Linked DNA regions of Homo sapiens: region 1 is linked to region 2. A link is a contact called in ENCODE Hi-C or POLR2A ChIA-PET data. All regions are on one chromosome and are shown on one strand. Each heading gives the region's core, a stretch centred on a gene start or an enhancer-like site at or near the end of the contact. The rest is flanking DNA. Distances are from core to core; before and after follow the strand shown. Region 1 overlaps EEFSEC (eukaryotic elongation factor, selenocysteine-tRNA specific). Region 2 overlaps EEFSEC (eukaryotic elongation factor, selenocysteine-tRNA specific).

Region 1 (4,878 bases), core at 894-3,393, 73 kb before region 2:
GGAGTGGGATACTGTCTGTGACACTCCAGGCAAGACCAGAATGGCTTGCCATGGGCAGCCATGCTGGCAAATAGGTGACACTGACTTTGTTACAAAGGGAGCTGCTTGCAACCAGGGCCACCAGGGACAGCAGTCCGCAGTCTCGCTGGACTTACAAATGGCTGTGGAGAGGTTAGGGAGGGGCCCGCCATTTCTAACTGGGTCTCTGCCATTAATTAGGAGAGAGAACCAAGGGTCCTGTACCTTCTGCTGTCCTGGGTGAAGGGTGCAGGGAGAAGAGCATCATGTGCTGGAGCAGGAACGGGTGGGACAGGGAGCTAATGGCTGCTGCCTGCTGGCAGCTGGCAGACCAGGACATCTGTCCCCACTGCACAACCTGGCTCTCTGGAAACCAAAAGCCAGAGATGGAAAACAGTCACTCAGTCCACCTCAGTTAAAAAACCAGCTGGAACACAGTCTATGAGAAAGTTGTCCCAGCAAAACTTTGCAAAGGACAGCACTTGCCACTAGTCGAGCAACAACTATGTTCCGGGCATTGGCTGAACCCTTTCTAACCCCCCTTGCCTCACAGCAGTCCATCACGGGAGGGCGCCATGCAAGCTTCATGCAGTCTCACCACCAGCAAGTGCTGGGCCAGGGCAGGCTGACGGCCTGGCTCTCCCCACTGTGCCAGATGGGCTCCTGTCCACAGAGCCTGTTGTATGCCCTGTACTATGCCATGTCTAGAGAAACAGGGGACCAGGCACAACTCCATCCTGCCTCTGCCTGGAGTGCACAGTCACCTAACAACCAGTTCCCATGGCCCACATGGCAAGGGCTGCCCCAGTGTGGCAAGGAGGGTGGGGGAGCCCTGAGAAAGGAACCATGGTTACCACCTGGCAGGGAACTGGGAGGAAACCTCAGAGAGGAGGGGACATCTGTGCCAGGCCTGTGGATGGACGGAGCAGCTGGAGCAGAAGGCTGAAGGGGGCAAAGGCCCTGAGGCCTGCAGAGGGCCCAACTGGTCAGCAGCCGGCGAGAGAATGGTACGTGAGCACAAATGGCTGCAGCTGAGGCAGGAGCCAGGCAGTGCAAAGCCCGAGGGTCAGGCCAAGGAGCTGGAACTCTCCTCTGCCGGCAGATGAATACCGTGAGATGCCACACAGGGGTGAGGAGTGATGAAGTACAAAGGTCAGAACGACTCCAGTGGTAGCCCGGGTGGAAAGAGGACTGATGGGGAAAAAGACTCTGGGCACAGAGCAAATCGGAGCAAACTGTAATGACAGGAAGAGGACGCCAGCCCCAGAGGGGCCCTTGTGCTGATCCCTGAGCATGTCCACAGTTCTCACAGTGTGCCTGGCATGCAGCAGCACCAAGCACACGCTGAGGGTAGGAAAGGCCAGAGTGAGCGTCTGAGCTCCAGCAGCGGGGCGGAGAACAGGCCAGGCTTACAAGTCTGGGGACGCACTGCATGTGAGCACACCGTGTGTATGAAGGAAGAAAACCCACGGGTTCTCCTGGCCTGGCAGCAGACAGCCACAGACCTCCTGGGAATGCTGGCTGTCGTCCCCCAGCCAGCAGCACGCACTGCTTCTGCGGGGCCCTTGCTGCCCTATTGAGGCCTGGTACCAAAGGGTTACTGGCTCTGCTTGGAAAACTCTAACCCCCAGCCTGCCAGAACGTCTTCTATTTTTCTTTCTGCTTTCTTTAAGACCCCAGATGTGCTCTTGCACATCAAAAGAGAGCAACTTATAAAGTTAAACTAAATCAAGGGCTTTTGTTCTGAGGCATCGTGGCTGAACTAATTATTCCTGTATGTTGTTTAATGAAATAGTGGTGCCATATATTAAACCAGTTAACAGGATGAGCACATGAGTTACAAGGAAGGTCGGGGCTGGGATTATAAATTTAACTTTTTCTTAAGAAGAGATGAAACAAACCACTCAACTCCCTGCTGTCGTATGTCATGGGAGGGGAAAATGATGGCACTGAGCAGCATAGAGGGAGGGCTGTGCCCCGGTTCACGGTGCTGGCGGCACCGAGCTGGGCGGTAACCCCACGCTGCTGGCTCACCGCCCCAGGTCCTCTGTGCTGAGCTCCAGGCAGGCTCAGGGCTCACTCCTCATCCCCCACGTGCCCTTGGTCGCCAGATCTTCAGCCCACGTGACAGTCCTCCGGAAATTCAGAAACAGCCCTAAACCACTTCACACATGCTGAGATGCTGTGCAGCACACTTTCCCATAGCCAAAAACACTGGAAACCACGTGCCTGTCGATCATAAGGGGATGGGGCAAGAGTGCAGGAGCGCTCTTCTGTGGACCAGGATGCAGTGAGTGAAGAGAGGGGGAGAGCGGTAGGCATCGGTATGAGATGGTTCTGCTACATGCTAAGTGAAAACACTGACATAACAAACAATGCCTATGACAGAAGCCTGTTGTGCTTTTTATTCCTAAGTGTGTATATTAGGGTGTGGTGCATTTGTGTGCATTAAAAAAGGGTGAAAGAACACAGAGCATGCTCTTAACACTGGCTTTCTCTGGGAAGTAGAATTTTAGGAAACTTTAACTTTACCTGATAGTGAATTAATTATTCACAACAAGCATGTATTTCTATTATAACTGAATAAATACCACGCTCTTTGAAAAATAAATCCACAAACAAGCAGCAATACCTCTGCGCCACAGACTAGAATTAGAAGGGTGATCAAAAGGACTTGGTCTTTTCTGGCAATGCATAAAATATCACAATAAAAATATATTTCACGTACTACTTGCATAATAATTAAGAAAACATTTAATATTATGCAACCAATAAAATGGCAACAAGCTAAGAACTTTCAAAGATATGAGGACATATGAAACAGTGGTACCAGAATGCATCAGAAATAGTGACATTATATTTAGTAACAATTAAACATAGTGATCTCCACTATACAAATGTATAACATATAGCATAGGAAGGTGAAATAAAGGAAATTCATATAAAAGTTATCACTAGAATTATGGCCAATTTCTTTCCTTATAAACCCTGCCAAGGTGACACCACTGGCCCTGACGAGTATGCAGTTTTCAAGAAATGGAGCTTTACACTCCATACCACTGACAGTGTGCAGGGACTTCAAGCCCAAGGATGGCTTCTGACAAATAACTAATTGGCTACAACACAAGGTACCAATGGTAGACTCCCTCCCTCCCTCCTGGGCCTCCCCAGGAGCTCAGGCCCTGGCTTCTGGCAGAGGCCATAGCAGCCTCAGCATGGCCCTCGGGCACAGGCTCTGCTCAATACATCTTATTGGCCGTGTGGCCTTGAGCAAGGGCCTTACTCTCTCTCAGCCTCCATTTCCTGAGTATAAAGGCATGGAGGGTCCTACTGCCCATGATTACAAGCAAACTCAACTGTGGTCATCAATTCAAAGATCCTGGCTCACAGAGAGGGCTCAGCAGTCATTTTATTTTTCTGCTGATAATAATAGTGATATCTGACATGCATGGAGCACATATCACATACCTCACCCTGGGCCTAAGTGCTTTACATGCATTAACCCATTAATCTCCACTACCAATGAGGCAGGTACTCTTATTATCCCCCACTTTACTGCTGAGAAAATTAAGTTCCAGCAGACATAAATATCTTATCCCAAGTCACATAGCAAGGAAGTGGTAGCATTGATAAGTCTGGCTTCACAACCCAGCCATAATACACCACACTCTATTGCCTCTTTGATGTAAGTGTGGGCTCCTGTGTGTGTGTTAGGGAGAGACATTGGCTTCCCAAAGGCACATTAGGAAGCAGCCCTGAAGAGCAGGTGGTGTGGATGTTGATGGCTCCAGGCGACCCCCATCCCTGCCTTCTCAGCTACAGGTCTGCCCCAGGACTAAACTCCAGAGCTACACATTTGTGCACAGCACTGCTCAGCTCTTCCAAATCCCACTGGAGCAGTGGTTCTCAACCTGGGGTGACTCCCCCACCTCTGGGAAAGTTGGCAATGTCTGGACCTGGATACATTTTTGGTCGTCACATGGTGGGTGGGGGTGTTATAGATATCTACTGGGTACAGACAGGGATGTTTCTAAACATCCTACAATGCCCAGGACAGCCTTCATAGCAAAAAATTATCAGGTAGAAAAATGTCAACAGGCTGGGAGCAATGGCTGATGCCTGTAATACCAACACTTTGGGAGGCACAGGTGGAAGGATCACTTGAGGCCAGGAGTTCAAGACCAGCCTGGCCAACATGGCAAAACCCTATCTCTACAAAAACGACAAAAATGAGCCAGGTGTGGTGGTGCACACCTGTAATCCCAACTAATCAGGAGGCTTAGGCACAAGAATAGCTTGAACCTGGGAGGCGGAGGTTGCAGTGAGCAGAGATTCCACCATGGCACTCCAGCCTGGGTGATGGAGTAAGACTCTGTCTCAAAAAATAAAATAAATATAAATAAAATAATAAAATAAAATGTCAACAATGTTGAGCTTCAGAAATCCTGCACCAGAGAGAAAAAAGAAAGAGTTCCTTATTTGCTAAACATTTTCTGGATAACTCCCTAAAAACTGCTCTCAAGGACATTGAGCCACTGAAACCTCAAAGCAGACAGGATACACACAGCTGTTCTTACCAACAGTTGGTTAACGTGCTCTCCAAACAACTACTCTATGCCTCAATGAGAGGGAGAGAGAGAGCAGCATGTCCTTACGGTAGATTCCTAGGCAGAGGCTAAACAGACATCCACATGTACAGATGTAGAACCATCTTGCATCTAGAGTGGAGGAGATAAAAGCAAGGGGTAGCACACTGGGTAGGGCCTGGTGTAAGAAACAGGGGGAGATACATAAGCTTCCACATGCAGAGGTTATCACCAGAATGGCAGCAGCAGTGGCTGCCTAGGAGGGAGAGACCAG
Region 2 (4,377 bases), core at 680-3,179:
ACAGGCTCGACTCATCTGATAGACTCCCTCTCATAGCTACTGAATTACCAACTCTCCTCTGGACTCTTTCTCTGTTCCAGCTCCAGTTCCCATAGCCCATGGCAGGCTCATGTTGGCTAGTCCCTAATGGGCTGCTGCAGCTCAGATGTGGCCCTCCAAACTCCATCCTCCAAACAGCCTTCCCAAAGGCACTTTCTAAAAATATATCACTGATTCATATACTGCTGGGCAGGAGCGGGGGTCGGGGGTTAACTGGTATAACCTCTGCAGAGGCACATAATCTTTGACCCAGCCAAGCAGCATGTTTGTTACAGCTAATGCTGGAAACTAGGTAAATGTCCATCAGCAGGGGACAGGTTGAAAATAAGAATATAATGCTATAATGCCATGACAGAATACTATACACCCATTTAAAAGAATGAAGAAGCTCTTTATCTACCACTATGGAATGATATCCGAGGCGGAGTGAGTGAGAAGGGCAAGGCACAATGTGCAGAGTGTGATTTGTGTTGAAAAGGGGATAAGGTATACGTGTGTGTGTATGTGTGTGCACGTGTGTGGGTGTCACATACTGCATAAGTATTTGCTTCGACACACATAAAATATCTCTGAGGGAATGCAAAAGAAACTAATGACTTGGTTGTCTGCTGGGAGACCAAAGATGAGTAGGAAGGAAATTCTCTGTACATTCTTCGGTTCCTTTTCATTTTAAACAGGGATGTGTAGTATCTGTTCTAAAATAAAATTATAATTTTAAGTGCATAAATAAATAAATAATACAATAAAACACAGACCTGACCATGCCCTTCTCATGCTAAGAGCCCCACTGTCCACTGGAAAAAAAAAAAAAAAAGACTCCCCAATGTGGCTGTGGGAGGCTCCCTGTTTTTTAACTACCAGTTGCTTCCCACTCACCTTGTGCCAAGCACCATGCTGTGTGCTCCACAAACCCTTTCCTGGGCTTTTCGCCCTCTCTCCATGGCCCCATGACACTCATGCCTCCCTCACACAAGCTGAGCCCAAGCCTTCCCTACCCAGAAGATACACCCAACTGTCTTCCGGGTCCTAACCATCAGTAAATCTGGGAACTGGCCACAGGGCTGTGAGACTGGGTCTTGAGGCAGGATGAGATAAAGCCCAGCAGGGAACAAGGAGGGAGGAACACGTTGGGGGCCCAGCCTATTTTCCAGTCTCCACCTTCACAGCAGAATGGATCCTGCACTGGCCCCACAGGCCTCCCTCTCCGGTGGGTGAAGCTGTGCCCACAGAACCAAGGCCACTCAACCTCATGCGTTCCTTAAGGACTTCTCCAGAGTAATTCTGACTATCCAAGTTCCCTCTAGAACTTAAACACCTGCCACTACCTAGCCCCTAATTTACAGATGAGGAAGTCGAGGCTTTAGGGAAGTCCGTTGACTGCTCATGGTTATACAGCAGGTAGGTGGCAGAGAAGAGATCTGAACCCTGGTGCCCAGGTTCTTAACTCCCACGCCACACAGCCCGCCCTGCCCAGTGGGGACCCAGCCCACAATTTCTCCCCCTCCCCCCATCAACTCTCCCACTTCCCATCTAAAGATCAAGGTAGGACCCAGGTGGACTCTCGCCCCTTTCCCTTCCTTGCCTTTGCCCCTGCTCCTGCTTTGCCCAGAACACCTGCCCCAGGTTCACTTGCCCCTGATCCTTGATGCCCCACCCGGCTCCATGCTGAGGGTTCATAACCAAGGCCTGGGTTTTCAATCTGTATTCACAGCACAAGACCCAGCTTGGGCACAGCTTAATACATCGTTGCTGGACTAATGCAGCAAATGTCCATATCCCTGCCTCTTCTACTTTATTCACCAGGAATCTGTTCCTCTTCTTCAACAGTCGATTTCCTATTGGTATACACAACTATCCAGTCAACTATCCAGTAGGGGAATGACTCATGTGCTCCACGCATCAGGCCCTCTTGCTTCTCACGCCTATTGAGATCCTGTGGATGGGAAATGAAACTGATTGACAGACCCAGAAAACTAAGCATAGATAGGACCCAAACACTCAGGAGCCAGTTGGGATTTCATCTGCAGCCTGATCCAGCATCCAAAAGCCGTCTTTGTTCCAAAAGGCCAGGCTCTTGAGCGGACCCCGTGCAGCGCAGCCAGCACCAGGGACTTCTAAGGAGCCCAGAGGTCAGAGGGACTTGACTGGCCACACTGGGAACCAGACTAGCACTGGAAACCCGGGGTCATCACCAGGCAACTGCCTGCTGCCTGGCAGCAGCTCTCAGTTACTTTCTTTTCTTCATCAAACTTTTGATCAGACGACAGGAAGTGACACAACTGGCCCGTCTTGCCTTTTTCAAAATCCCTAGTAGTTTCATAGAATGAATCAAACAGTGTCCTTCCCAATTCCCATGAACCCAGGGTAGAAAATCGCTCTGAGACTAGAGGGACATAGCGAGTGAGTGGGTGGGAAACACAAGACAAAAAAATCAAGGCTTATAAATGATCCTCTATATTTCCCAATCTATCAGAGTTTTTCATCTAGTTGTACTGACTATAGTATCCTTAAAAGATTTGCAGAATAATTATAATAGGGTTAAAGTTTCTCAGTACATTTAAAAATTACAATTTCCAATTCTGTAAATTATATATCTTAATCATTTCAAAAATAATGAAAAACTTACAAGGGTCAGCATTTAACAAAGCATAAGTTATCTGTGAGGTGTAATTTTCCTTTTGGGACTGAAGGAATAAAATATGTTCAGAAAAAAATATTTCAGCTGGAGAAACTTAACATTATACTTTGAACATATTTTAGCAACCTCAAAATCAGATTTTTTTTTAAAAAAGTCAAAGCTATGGGCATTATAAGAAGGAGAAAAAATGTTACATTTAAAATAAAGAAAAAAAAATTTATTTCCAACTTATATTTTAAGTTCAGGGGTACATGTGCAGGATGACCAGGTTTGTTATGTAGGTAAATGTGTGCCATTATTTGTTATTTATTTATTTATTTTTTTAATTTTAGAGGCAGGGTCTTACTGTTGCCCAGGCTGGAGTGCAGTGGTGCAATCATAGCTCACTGCAGCCTTGAATTCCTGGGCTCAAACGATCCTCCTGTCCTAGCCTCCCAAGTAGCTGGGACTACAGGTGCATGCCACCATACCCAGCTTATTTTTAAAATTTTTTTGTAGAGGTGGAGTCTTGCTATGTTGCCCAGGCTGGTCTCGAACTCCTGGCCTCAATAGATCCTCCCACCTCAGCTCCCAAAGTGCTACTAGGATTACGGGCGTGAGCCACTGTGCCTGGCCAAAATTTGTTTTTGACTGGTGACTTTTTAAATATTCATTGAACAATGTAAATACATTTTATCAACAATATAAAACTGCAGTGGCAATTAATATCCTACTATTATTATGACCATTTGCCAAATACATTAACTCTCTCTGTGCCTCAGGCTCCTCATCTTATACAAGGACGATGATACTGCCTATGTTATTGGATTGCACTGAAGATTCAATGAGATCAGATATGTAAACAATTTAGAACAGTGCCTAGACATATGAAATCCTCAATTATATTAGCTGTTACCACGGTTTTCACTTCTACATCTGCTATTATGACATGCACAGTGGTGGTCTACATGTCTTCATCTCCTCTTACCTACATCTCAACACCAACTCTGCAATGTGGGTATTACAAATGGGAAAACAGGCTGGGTCTGTAACCCCAGCACTTTGGGAGGCTAAAGTGGGCAGATCACTTGAGCTCAGGAGTTCAAGACCAGCCTAGGCAACATAGTGAAACCCCGTCTCTACAAAAATACAAAAATTGGTTCAGCGTGGTGGCACACGTTTGTAATCCCAGCACTTTGGGAGGCTGAGGTGTGTGAATCACTTGAGCTCAGGAGTTTGAGACCAGCATGGGGCAACATGGTGAAACCCTGTCTCTATACAAAATACAAAAATTAGCTAGGCATAGTGGTGCATGCCTGTAATCCCACCTACTTGGGAGGCTAAGGTAGGATAATCACCTAAGCCCAGAGAGGTCAAGGCTGCAGGTCAAGGCCTGATTACACCACTGTACTCCAGCCTGGGTGACAGAGTGAGACCCTGTCTCAAAAAAAAAAAAAAAAAAAAAAAGAGAGAGAGAGAGAGGACAAAGGCTTAGAGAGGTGAAGTAACCAAGTCAGGTCAAGGAGCAAGGATTCAGAGGGATTTGAACTCAGTCTACTGATTTTGCTCTACAACAGTACCCTGAAACTCTGAGCAGCAAGATCTTATGTCCAGAATAAAACAATTGCTCTGTACAAGCCCCCTGCGGGTGTTCCAGGACAAAACGGGCAGGTTTCAGAGGTCCCCAACTCAGAACACAGCTTCTCAGACTCCAGGGCGAG

What was found. A loop is a pair of places that touch in the nucleus more often than their neighbours do. ChIA-PET counts read pairs that join two places held with the same protein, here RNA polymerase II (POLR2A). Pooled maps may share reads with other maps.
Region 1: a loop to region 2 is called in a map of CD4-positive, alpha-beta memory T cell, with 5 times the contacts of the local background. The contact joins two enhancer-like sites. A Hi-C loop is called at or near these places in 4 of 168 maps with a recorded cell type or tissue (CD4-positive, alpha-beta memory T cell, astrocyte of the cerebellum, heart right ventricle and 1 more), 1 of 37 single-sample maps with no recorded cell type and 6 of 50 pooled maps. POLR2A ChIA-PET finds 5 or more read pairs at or near these places in 5 of 52 experiments (Caco-2, WTC11, activated T-cell and 1 more).

Annotation. Positions count from the first base shown.
Region 1 is chr3:128,313,881-128,318,758 of GRCh38, reverse strand. The region is part of intron 4 of EEFSEC (eukaryotic elongation factor, selenocysteine-tRNA specific); the gene reads right to left. Among named protein-coding and RNA genes, the nearest start is that of DNAJB8-AS1, 150 kb to the left of the region's middle. RefSeq lists an enhancer at 1,982-2,534. Within about 2 kb of position 2,143, at least 7 of the 41 ENCODE cell types and tissues checked have a DNase peak (open chromatin) inside an H3K27ac peak, as active enhancers do.
Region 2 is chr3:128,240,948-128,245,324 of GRCh38, reverse strand. All of the region lies in intron 1 of EEFSEC (eukaryotic elongation factor, selenocysteine-tRNA specific), which reads right to left. Among named protein-coding and RNA genes, the nearest start is that of EEFSEC, 90 kb to the right of the region's middle. Within about 2 kb of position 1,929, at least 2 of the 41 ENCODE cell types and tissues checked have a DNase peak (open chromatin) inside an H3K27ac peak, as active enhancers do.